Linked DNA regions of Homo sapiens: region 1 is linked to region 2. The links are chromatin loops, found by intact Hi-C in ENCODE. Cell type or tissue: gastrocnemius medialis. All regions are shown on one strand.

What was found. Hi-C counts contacts between places; a loop is a spot of excess contacts. Peaks named below come from ENCODE experiments on the same cell type or tissue, not always from the same donor. Only the 100,000 strongest peaks of a DNase experiment are listed, where the experiment ranks them.
Region 1: a loop joins it to region 2, with 2.8 times the contacts of the local background. A loop is called at or near these places in 10 of 110 quality-filtered maps.

Annotation. Positions count from the first base shown.
Region 1 is chr5:59,504,021-59,509,020 of GRCh38, forward strand. The region is part of intron 1 of PDE4D (phosphodiesterase 4D); the gene reads right to left. Among named protein-coding and RNA genes, the nearest start is that of MIR582, 200 kb to the right of the region's middle. In gastrocnemius medialis, CTCF peaks have their summits at 2,475 (motif pointing right) and 2,675; no DNase peak of the experiment used is centred here; H3K27ac peaks cover 4,272 bases.
Region 2 is chr5:59,185,858-59,190,857 of GRCh38, forward strand. All of the region lies in intron 3 of PDE4D (phosphodiesterase 4D), which reads right to left. Among named protein-coding and RNA genes, the nearest start is that of PDE4D-AS1, 150 kb to the left of the region's middle. In gastrocnemius medialis, a CTCF peak has its summit at 2,757 (motif pointing right); a DNase peak (open chromatin) is centred at 2,804; H3K4me3 peaks cover 1,145 bases; H3K27ac peaks cover 5,000 bases.

The DNA of each region.
Region 1 (5,000 bases), 320 kb after region 2:
TTTTATATATTGGGGTCTAGGATTACTTGATTTCTTTTGAAGAATCCTTGTAGAATGAACCAAAAGATAACAGATAAAAATATGCAATCAATAAATGTAATAGCATGTGCTAAATGTCATGTGTACCAGAATTAACACTTGGCCTATGAGAGATACAGAGTAATATAGGGCCCATTTGAATCCTAACACTGATTTGTCATCCTGTTTATTTAAGAAAGTTACATACTATAGTATTTCATAATATAGTTGAACAAAGTATCTGTTATATACATATGCACATTAAGCCACAATTCATTTTGCATTTGTAAGAAATTCAATATTATTTTGAGTAATTTGAAGGAAACACAATTCTTACAATTTGCATAACTGAGGTTCAAAAGGAAAGTCCACCATCTCAACCCAGTTAAATTTGGCTAACTAGTATGTACCAATCAATATAAACACGTGCTTTAAAAAAGTTACCCTAGTTCTCATTCCTAGGAAACATCAGCTGTGTAGCACCGGGATTCATTTCTGTTCTCATACAATTTAATTTCTGTAATAAAAAATCTATGTCCATTTTTTGATGTGTCATTGCTGATAGCTTTAAAGTGTTATACCTCTCTCTTCCCCTCTGTCCTACATTTGGGAAAACTGTTAAGAAAGCCCATGTGTTCTCTCCTTTGGTGATGGTGGGAAATTCAAACCACACCAGAGTCCACCCACACAAAACTCTCAGCATGGCCTCACCCACTAAAAGTCATAAAATCTCAAACCAGTCATTTTCCCCCTGCTCTCTCAAGCTACTTCAGACCTTCTTGGGAGGCCTGCTCTGCTCTCCCCAGAAAAACCTCATAATTTTATAAGTAATACATACTTTCATACTTTCTTGGTAGGGGTATATGTGTGTGTGTGTGTGTGTGTGTGTGTGTGTGTGTGTGCGTGCGCGTGTGTTTGTGTATGTGTGTGTGTGAAAGTGAGAGAGAGAGAAGTGTAGGGCTGCTCATTAGTCTTAACATTTGAACCATATTTTGGGTGGAGGCTTATCTGAATCCACACAATGGATACAACAGTTTCATCTTCTAGATCTTGGCTATTTGGTTCTCCTCTTCTGCTCCTTTCTTTGGGAGGGAAGTAAAAAGCTAAAATATGCATTCCCAGGTTATGCATAGAAGCTAACCTAAGGGAACTGCAGCTTTAATACAGCAAAAAGAACCCAGAGGAGAGTACAGAACTGATGTTATTATTAGCAGAAGTTGAAAACATTCACCTGCCTAATTCTGAGTTGGCTCTGGCATCAACAGTCTTTCTAGAATTTGTTCAAACAGCATTATTAGCAGAGGGTGCTGAGAAGAGCAGATTACCAGATTACTCTTTTTATGCCTACATTAGATTGGCCTCTTGCAGTGCATCAATATAAGGGTATGTGGTATCATTTCCAAGATGAATGTTAAGGAAATTCACACGGACAGGGGAAAGCAGGTTTTCTACACTTAAATAGCACATTCTCAAGAGGGAAAATGTCAACGTATGGCTTATTCATAGCACAATAGCTGTTTAAACTACAGCTTAGAATCTACTATGTGCCAAGCACTGTGCTAAGCATTTTACATTTTGCATATATCATTATTAGTGCCATTTTACTATTGGAAACCAAAAACAGATCCAGCAGTTGTCAGAGATAGAATTTCAACTCAGACTTACCTCATATTCAATGTCTATATTCTAATGAACTCATTCTAAGACTTCAGATTTACGTTGTTAAGACTATGAAGCTTTTTGCTTCCTGATAATCTCTGAATGTCTAATAGGCCTTTATAGCTGGCAAGCTTAGGAAAGAAGCACATTTTTTTTTCTGCTGGAATGTAGGGAGATATCTGTCATAGCTCATAGATGAAATATATAAAAACACTACATGGTATCCATTATTCATTTCAGCTCCATTGCCCTAAAGAAACATAACACCATGAATTTAGATGTAGCAAGACAATGGAATAAATGCTTTTAATTTTTTTTCAATAATTATGTCAAAATAGATATTCTGGGAACCGTGAGAAAGTAGAAAGTGTAGAAGTCATGTTGTTGACTTCAACATGCTTACAATATACCTAACATATGGCTCAGTAGTTTGTCTAGTTGTTAATAATTTGAAACATTGATTTGCTAAATTAATATAAATGGTTTCACATTACAAGTAAGGTAAGTATTTTAAAATACTAACTTTTCAAGACTTCATTTTTTAGAGGAGTGAGATTCACAGTGAAATTATGAAGGTATACAGATTTCCCATATGTAACATACTAGTTTTCAAGCATTAATTTTAATAATTCTTATATCCTGAGTTAGCATTTAAATTTATTTTATACCCTTAGTCTTTGGCAAAAAAAATGCTTCTGCTTAAAATAGCTTATTGGCTAAGAATCCATCATTTTAAAGAAAATTATGCATAATCAACAGGTATATAGTTTAAATAGAAAACAGCAGGGGGAGCTCAAAGACAGGTTGGACAAATTAAAAGTTGACTTCAAGAGTACTGAAAAATTATTTTAATAAAAATTTGAAGAGAAGAAGGAATATACTGTTAAATTATGAGATGATATTTTATACAATAATTTCCAGCAAAATAGCTAGCTAAATGGAGGAATAGTTTCCCATACAGAACACTTCAAAAGTCCAGAAAAAAAAATTAATGCACAGAATCACTAGACATCAGTGAAGTGAAAATTAAAATTACAATGAAATAACACTACATATTACTCAACTAGAATGGTTAAAATGAAAAAGATAATACGAAGTGTTGACAAGAATGTGGAGCTCTTAGAAAATAGAGAATATTGGTTGGAATCTAAATTGAAGAAGCTACTTGAGAAAACTGTCTGTCAGTCTTCAAAAAATGCATGCCTCATAATCAAGCAATTCCACTTCTGGCTATATACCCATCAGAAATATATATGCATTATACAAAAAGATGTATACAGTAATGTTCATAGCAGCATGATTTGTAATAGTTTCAAATAAAAATAAAACAAATATTTACCAATAATAAAATGGGCCAGGCACAGTGGCTCACACCTGTAATCCCAGCACTTTGGCAGACTGAGGCAGGTGGATCATTTGAGATGAGGAGTTCGTGACCAGCCCGGCCAAAATGGCAAAACCCCATCTCTACTAAAAATACAAAAATTAGCCGTGTGTAGTGGCAGGTGCCTGTAGACCCAACTACTTAGGAGGCTGAGGCAGGAGAATTGCTTGAACCCTGGAGGCAGAGGCTGCAGTGAGACGAGTTCGTGCCACTGCACTCCAGCCTGGGCAAAGCAGTGGAACTCTTTCTCAAACAAAACAAAACAAAACAAAACAAAACAATAAAATGAATAAATAATTTATAACATATTTGTATGAAGATGAAAATGAACTACAACTACATATATAAAGACAAATGTTCCTTTAGGCCCAGGAGTTTGAGTCTAGCCTGGGCAACAAAGCGAGACCCAGTCTATACAAAAAAATAAAATAAAATTAGCCAGGTGTGGTGTCATATGTCTGTAGTCCTAGCTACTTGGGAGGCTGAGGCAGGAGGACTGCTTGAGCCCAGGAGTTTGAGGCTGCAATGAGTTATGACTATGGTACTGTACTACAGCCTGGGTGACAGAGCAATACCCTGTCTCAAAAAAAAAAAAAAAAAAAGAAAAGAAAAGAAAAAAGAAAGATAACTTTTCCAAATACAGTGTTGAGGAAAAGAAGCTAGAGAACAAAGAACACACTCTCTTTGGTAAATAATATGAATATTATCTTAGAAATCACAATAGTAGTTACTCTGGGGTGGGGGCAGAATCTGAAAGGTACACAAATGGGGGCTTCTACAGCTTAGCAATATACTGCCTATTAATCTAATTGCTGCTTACATGGGTATGTTATCTTCATGGAAATTTACCACATTTTACATTTAGGTTTGTGTGCTTTTTCCTCTTATGGTATAATTCAACAAAATTTGCTCTAAAATTATACTGGATGATTGCTTTAAATCATTAAATTAAAAGTTTTTGAGGCTTGAAATTAAGAAAGCTTGGTCCCACAGGGATAACTAAGTACTAGAATTGTTTTTTGCTTTGTTTGTTTTTTTGTTTTTTTCCTGAAGGCATTTACCAATTCTTTGGGTTCCAGGGCAAGAATCTAAACAAGGGGCCTAAACAGAGAAAGAACTCACATTCAGACTTCACAGAAAGTCTTATACCCAAAAGTCAATACCTATAACTAGGCATGCTACAATCTTTCATGCAGAACAAGACTTGTCTTGGTTTCAGGCAGCATATTTAAAACAAATATTTCTTTCAAAAATTTCTAATCACAAGTGTATACTTGCGATATGTAATATGGCATTGGATATTTGCGTGGCCCAAAAGTTGAACATTTCATTTAAAGTAAATCTATAGTTAGCAGACATGCAGTTACTTAAATTATAAGCAAATCCTCTTTCGAAAAATACACTTTCAACACAGATAATTTCCAGAGATAAAATACTAAAGAGTATGAGCTCACATATGTAAAAAAATATAGAAAATGCATAAAAAAAATAAACTTGCCTGAGAGACAATCAGTGGAATAAACTGCACAGGTAGACCAACAAGATTACAGATATTGGAACTATCAAGGAACTAAAATAAAAAAAAATATTTAAGCTGTTTAAAGAAATGATAAAAAATTTAGTAAATGAGCAAAAGACAATAAAAATCAACACACATATTTAGAATAAAGACCAATAGAACTTCTAAAATTGAATGTCTAATAACTGAAATTAGAAACTCAACAAACAGGTGAAACAACAAATTAGACTCTACTGAAGGTTGAATTAGTGAGCCAGAAAACATATATGAATGAAACATTCAGAATGCAGTAGAAAAAGAAGTGGAAAATATGAAAGCAAGGTTAAGATAGGTGAATGACAGAGTGGGGCCAACATAAGTCTTACTAGGGTTGGGATAGATTAAAAGGAATGGCAACGAGGCAATATTTGAAACAATAAT
Region 2 (5,000 bases):
TGCTTGGCACACAGAAGATACTCAATAAAAATTTGTTGACTAAATGAATACATAGACACAACATGCCCACACACATAACAAGGCAGGACCAATAGGTGTCACTATCTCTAACAGTCGCTTTTTCTAATTCCAGTTGGAACTAGAAAGTAGCCAACGGACTGGAAGTGAGCCTAGGAGAAGGTTCCTAGAGCCTTATCTCCTTCTTCCCTCCTCTCTTTCTCCTGAAATGGGCAAGTTTCCCCAGGGTCAAACCCATATTAGATGGGATTATAGGTGATTTGGGTGACAGCTAGAGTGCTAAGTTTATGTAAAACACAGATTCCAAATGTCTGAGTAGGTATTACCTAACAACCCAGACTGTCTGGCTCTGTTATGTAGTAAATGTGTGAACTTGGACTAGATATGCAACCTCTTTGTACCTCAGCTTCCTAACCTGGAAAACTGGGATAGTGATACCTACCTCGTAGAATTGTTGTGAGGAGTATATGGAATGACAGGTTTGGTGCCAAGAACAGTGCCTGGCAAATAGAAAGCATTCAGCCAATATTAGCCCATGATGGCAGCGTTACCTTTGACTTAATGACTTGGCATGCACTTGGGAAATTTACTTAATGCCTAGCATTGGTAATTCAAGAGTCTCCAAAGTTTTAATTGCTTCAAAGTTTCCAGAGTTGTTTTCAGAAATGTTTCATCTGGCACAGACCTAGACTAAAATCAGTCTAATTTTTTTTCTAAGACAAAAATGTCCCAGACTCTGTTTTGTTGTTGCTGTTTATGAAATTGACATTCATTTGTGTAAGTCAATGGAGAGCTGTGTACGCCTTGGGACAGTGACTTAGAGAATTTTCCCCTAAAGGAGTTAATGCTGCTTCCTAAGAAGCCAACCGTGATTAACTCAGTCACTGGAAAAACCTGGCTCATTATCTCATATAAACAACCCACGGCTCTGAAAGGTCACGCTGCCTATGATGGAGTATTCAAATGGCCGACTGCTGACATCAGACCACGATGTCTTTCATTAGGCATGAAATCTTGAATGATGCAGAAGTAAATCGGATAAATGATCCACTGTCGTTAAATCATGCAGGCTTAATTTATGTTTTAAGAAGTGAATATCAAACATACTAATGGAAACTTTAAGATAAAATCATTGCACCAGCTAATTGATCCCCTTCCTAGGCAAAATTTTTAACCCTAGAATTCTGAGATTTTTATTCCAATACATAATAGTTAAGTTCATTGCAGTTGACAGCTGGGTAAATAGACATAGAAATGCAGGCAACTTATTTTCTATGATCATTTGAAGGGAAACATCAGTCATGAAAAGAAAAATTAGTTCATCAAAGAAAAAATTTCTGTAGAGGAGTTTTTGCCTCTATTATAATAAACTTCTAATTTAATAAGTAATCTAATTTAATATTATTTTGTCTTTGTTTTTAGTTTAAAATTTATGTATTTTTGTATAATTTATATCTTCACATGCTTCAGAATTTAAACAAAAGAGTATAAAGCAAAAAGTCTCCCCTTCAATGATTAAGATAAAAATCAAAATTATTATTACTTCTGAAAAGACGCAATAGAAACAGATTAACCTGGGGAGGGACACTCAGGGGACATTAAAATACTGATAACTGTTCTATTTCTTAAACTGTTCATTTTAGTATTATTCTTTATATTTTACATAATTACAAGCTATATTCCCTTATATATATGAAATACTTCAAAATAAAAAGTGAAAAAAGGAATCTGTCTTCCGGTCTCTCCTTCAGACAATCAGCTGCCTGGCCACTAGCAATCAACTTTTAGGTTTTCTATCTTAAAGTTGTTTTTGTACAAACACTGTTGCAATAAATAATCTTGTAGAGAAATTATTTCCTAGGCATGCCAGTATTAGATTATTTATTGTGTGTGTGTGGGTTTTTTTTTCTTTTGCAGCAGGACAAACTATTTTATAAATTTTATGTTTGGTGTTAACTATTATCTTCTACAGTATGACATGTATGCTATTGGCAGAAGTGTAAATAACATTTCTAGACAAATCTTATAAGGGGGTGTTGTCTTGGGCCTCGCTGACTGACTCTTGGTGTCGTCATCACTGTTATCACTGTGTTAGTCTTTTAAGCTTTCACTTTGCATTGCAGGGCACAAAGAGGGAGCATCTGTTACTGCAGGCTGTGGGGAGAACTATAAACAGTTTTACTGAAGCCCCTAAGTTAAAGTTCCATTGTTCTTTGCTTTTGTTCAGGGCAGCCCTCACTTCCCCTGAATTCGACTCTTTAAGAACTGTAGTCAAAGCTTTAAGGCTCCTTTTACAGTTGTCCTTACTCCTTAATGCTTGCTAACCAAAAAGATCCCTGACGTTTCTTCCACAGAGCTCAATGGTTAGAAAATTAAGGTCATTTCTTTCTCTTCTGCCCCACCAAGCAGAAGTATAGCCAGTCAATGTCAAAATTACATTGGGAATGATGAGAAATATATATTCCTTAGGAAGGAAATACTGGTAGTTTTACAGAAAAATTTTAGACAAAGATGGTTCATGTATTAGCCCATGGGGAAGGATTCAATGTTATTTACGTACACTACTCTCGGATCTTCTTAGGTGCTTCTAAACATTTATTAAACAATAAGAATCACTGAAAATAGCAGGAAAATACGGTTATCATTTAACACTTAAACAGCTGAACATCATAGCCTAAAAAAAAAGAGGAAAATAAATGGTTTCGAGGATTGTTTTTCATAACCATATACACTTGTTACCACTAGATGGCGGTAAAACACAGACCATGAGGTTGAGGTGCCACTGGCGGCGGAGGAAGCGGCGACCCGCACTGGGAGAGATTCATTACTTCGGTTTTACCTCCGGAAAAAGCTGGAGTCAAGTTATGCTTATTTACAAAATAGAAAGGTCATTTTTATGAAAAGAAAACCTCTTTCCAGGTTATGTTTTGTTTAAACCCTATGAAATTGCTGGTTTGTACACCAGAAAAGGTTGATAGACAATTTTATATGGTTCGCTCTTAAAAAGAACTTAGATGTCCAGAAGATAGTAGTTGTAATTTAAATTAATTAAGGCTAAAGAAAAGCTAAAAATTTAGCACCGACTGAAACGAGGTGACTATCTTCTTTCATAGCCTGGCAGGGAGGGCCTAGCACAGTCTGCAAGCTTGAGGATGGTGATGAGGCCACAAGATCGTTGCTGCTGGGTGAAGTGGCTGAGGGACAGGCAGGAATATGAGAATATTGGTTATATTTTATTACCAACTAAATGGTAATATTCTATAGTATTAATAACTACTGCATTTTTATCCTAGAAGTATCCCAGGTGCTGTATTTTGGTTAGAGTAAAGGTAAAGAGATGTAGTTGTTCCTACCCCGTTTTTTTTTTTGTTTTTTTTGTTTTTTTTTTTTTGAGACGGAGTTTTGCTCTTGTTGCCCAGGATGGAGTGCAATGGCGCGATCTCGGCTCACTGCAACCTCTGCCTCCTGGGTTCAAGTTATTCTCCCGCCTCTGTATTTTCAAATCAGGGATATCTCCTTAGTCTGAATGAAGTGAGGGTTTCTCCAGGGATCCAGCATAATGCTTGGGTTTTCCTGTTTTCTCTTTCTTTCATCAGAGTCTACTTCATTTAACATTACACACTTCCACATGAAAATTCTAGTCAACTTAGAGTTTTACTACAGGGTAGTTGTGTCACAAATCCTGGGATCACTGAGCCCGGAGGCAGCTGACAGCAGAGAAGAGTTTCCTACAGTTTATCAGCATTGTGCCTCCTTAGTGCTCCTTGGCCCCCAAGAACTCTGGCCAAGAAAAAAAGGTCAGTTGCCGCGTGCACTCCAGTGGGATTCCTCTCTAGCCTTCGTGCTAAGGAAACACCCACACCAAAAGATTTCAACACAAACACAAGAGAATACTTTAACAATTGAAATAAGAAAAATATTTAAAGCTGTCACTTTTTCTGAGGACCAAAGGGATTCTGAGCTTACAGGGGAAAGCATAAGAAATCAGAGGTGGAAAAGAGTTTAGGTTAAACACCAGCAAGAATTTCTAGCCCTGACAGTGTTTTAGACAATGGGATAAACTATGGAGAGATACTATAGGATCCTTTCTGAAAATTACTATCCAAGATGTTTCAGGCTTTAGCCTGGCCAAAAAAGTGCAATCTATCTTTGCACGGCTTCCTAAATTCTCCTCTAATTTAGGATTTTGCTCTTTTCACGTCAAAGGAAACCATGATTTGGAAACCATGATTCGTGTTTTGGAGATGGACTCAGGCATAAAGAAATGAGTTCTCAAGAAGAGGCAGAAGATGAGATGGATTTGGGAGGGGATCTTTGAACACCTTAGACAGGGGAAGGCCATTTTTAGGAGCCATGGGACAGAAAATATGCACAGAAAAATAAATCTGAAGGGATATAAAATAAAATGTCAGTAGCAGTTATTTTGGGGTTTGGAATTTTAGAAAATTTTCCTTTTCTTTTTCTTATTATTTTTCTAAACTTTTATGCAAAAAGTTTTTGTTTTGTTTTGTCTTTTTGAGAAGCATAGCTTTTTCACTGGAATTTAGTGTGAAATTCCAATTTTCAAAGCATGCTGAGAAAAGAGGGTAATTCTTTGGCCTACTTGGCTAAATATTTTTCTGAGTGACTTTTCTAAAATCCATTGTTTTCTGTCCTTTGGTGAAAGCAATTATGGTATATCAGGACAAATTAGATTGGTATCACTTCAAGTGACATAAGTATCTTATATTTTTAGTTTTAAATAGTTAATGCTAAAATAGCACTTACCATTAAGTGGTAAGTGCTTTACTTTGTATTAAAGAAAATTTGAGAAGTTAGTGATTGGGTCAGCAAAACATGCCAATCATGTCCAACAGGGTTTAAGAGAAGGCCACTCAAACATACTCACTGGGACTTCTCTCTTAACCCCTCCCCACAGATGCTCTATGAAGAGTGGTGAAACTCTTCAGGGCTTAACAGTTTTTTGTTTTGTTTTGTTTTTA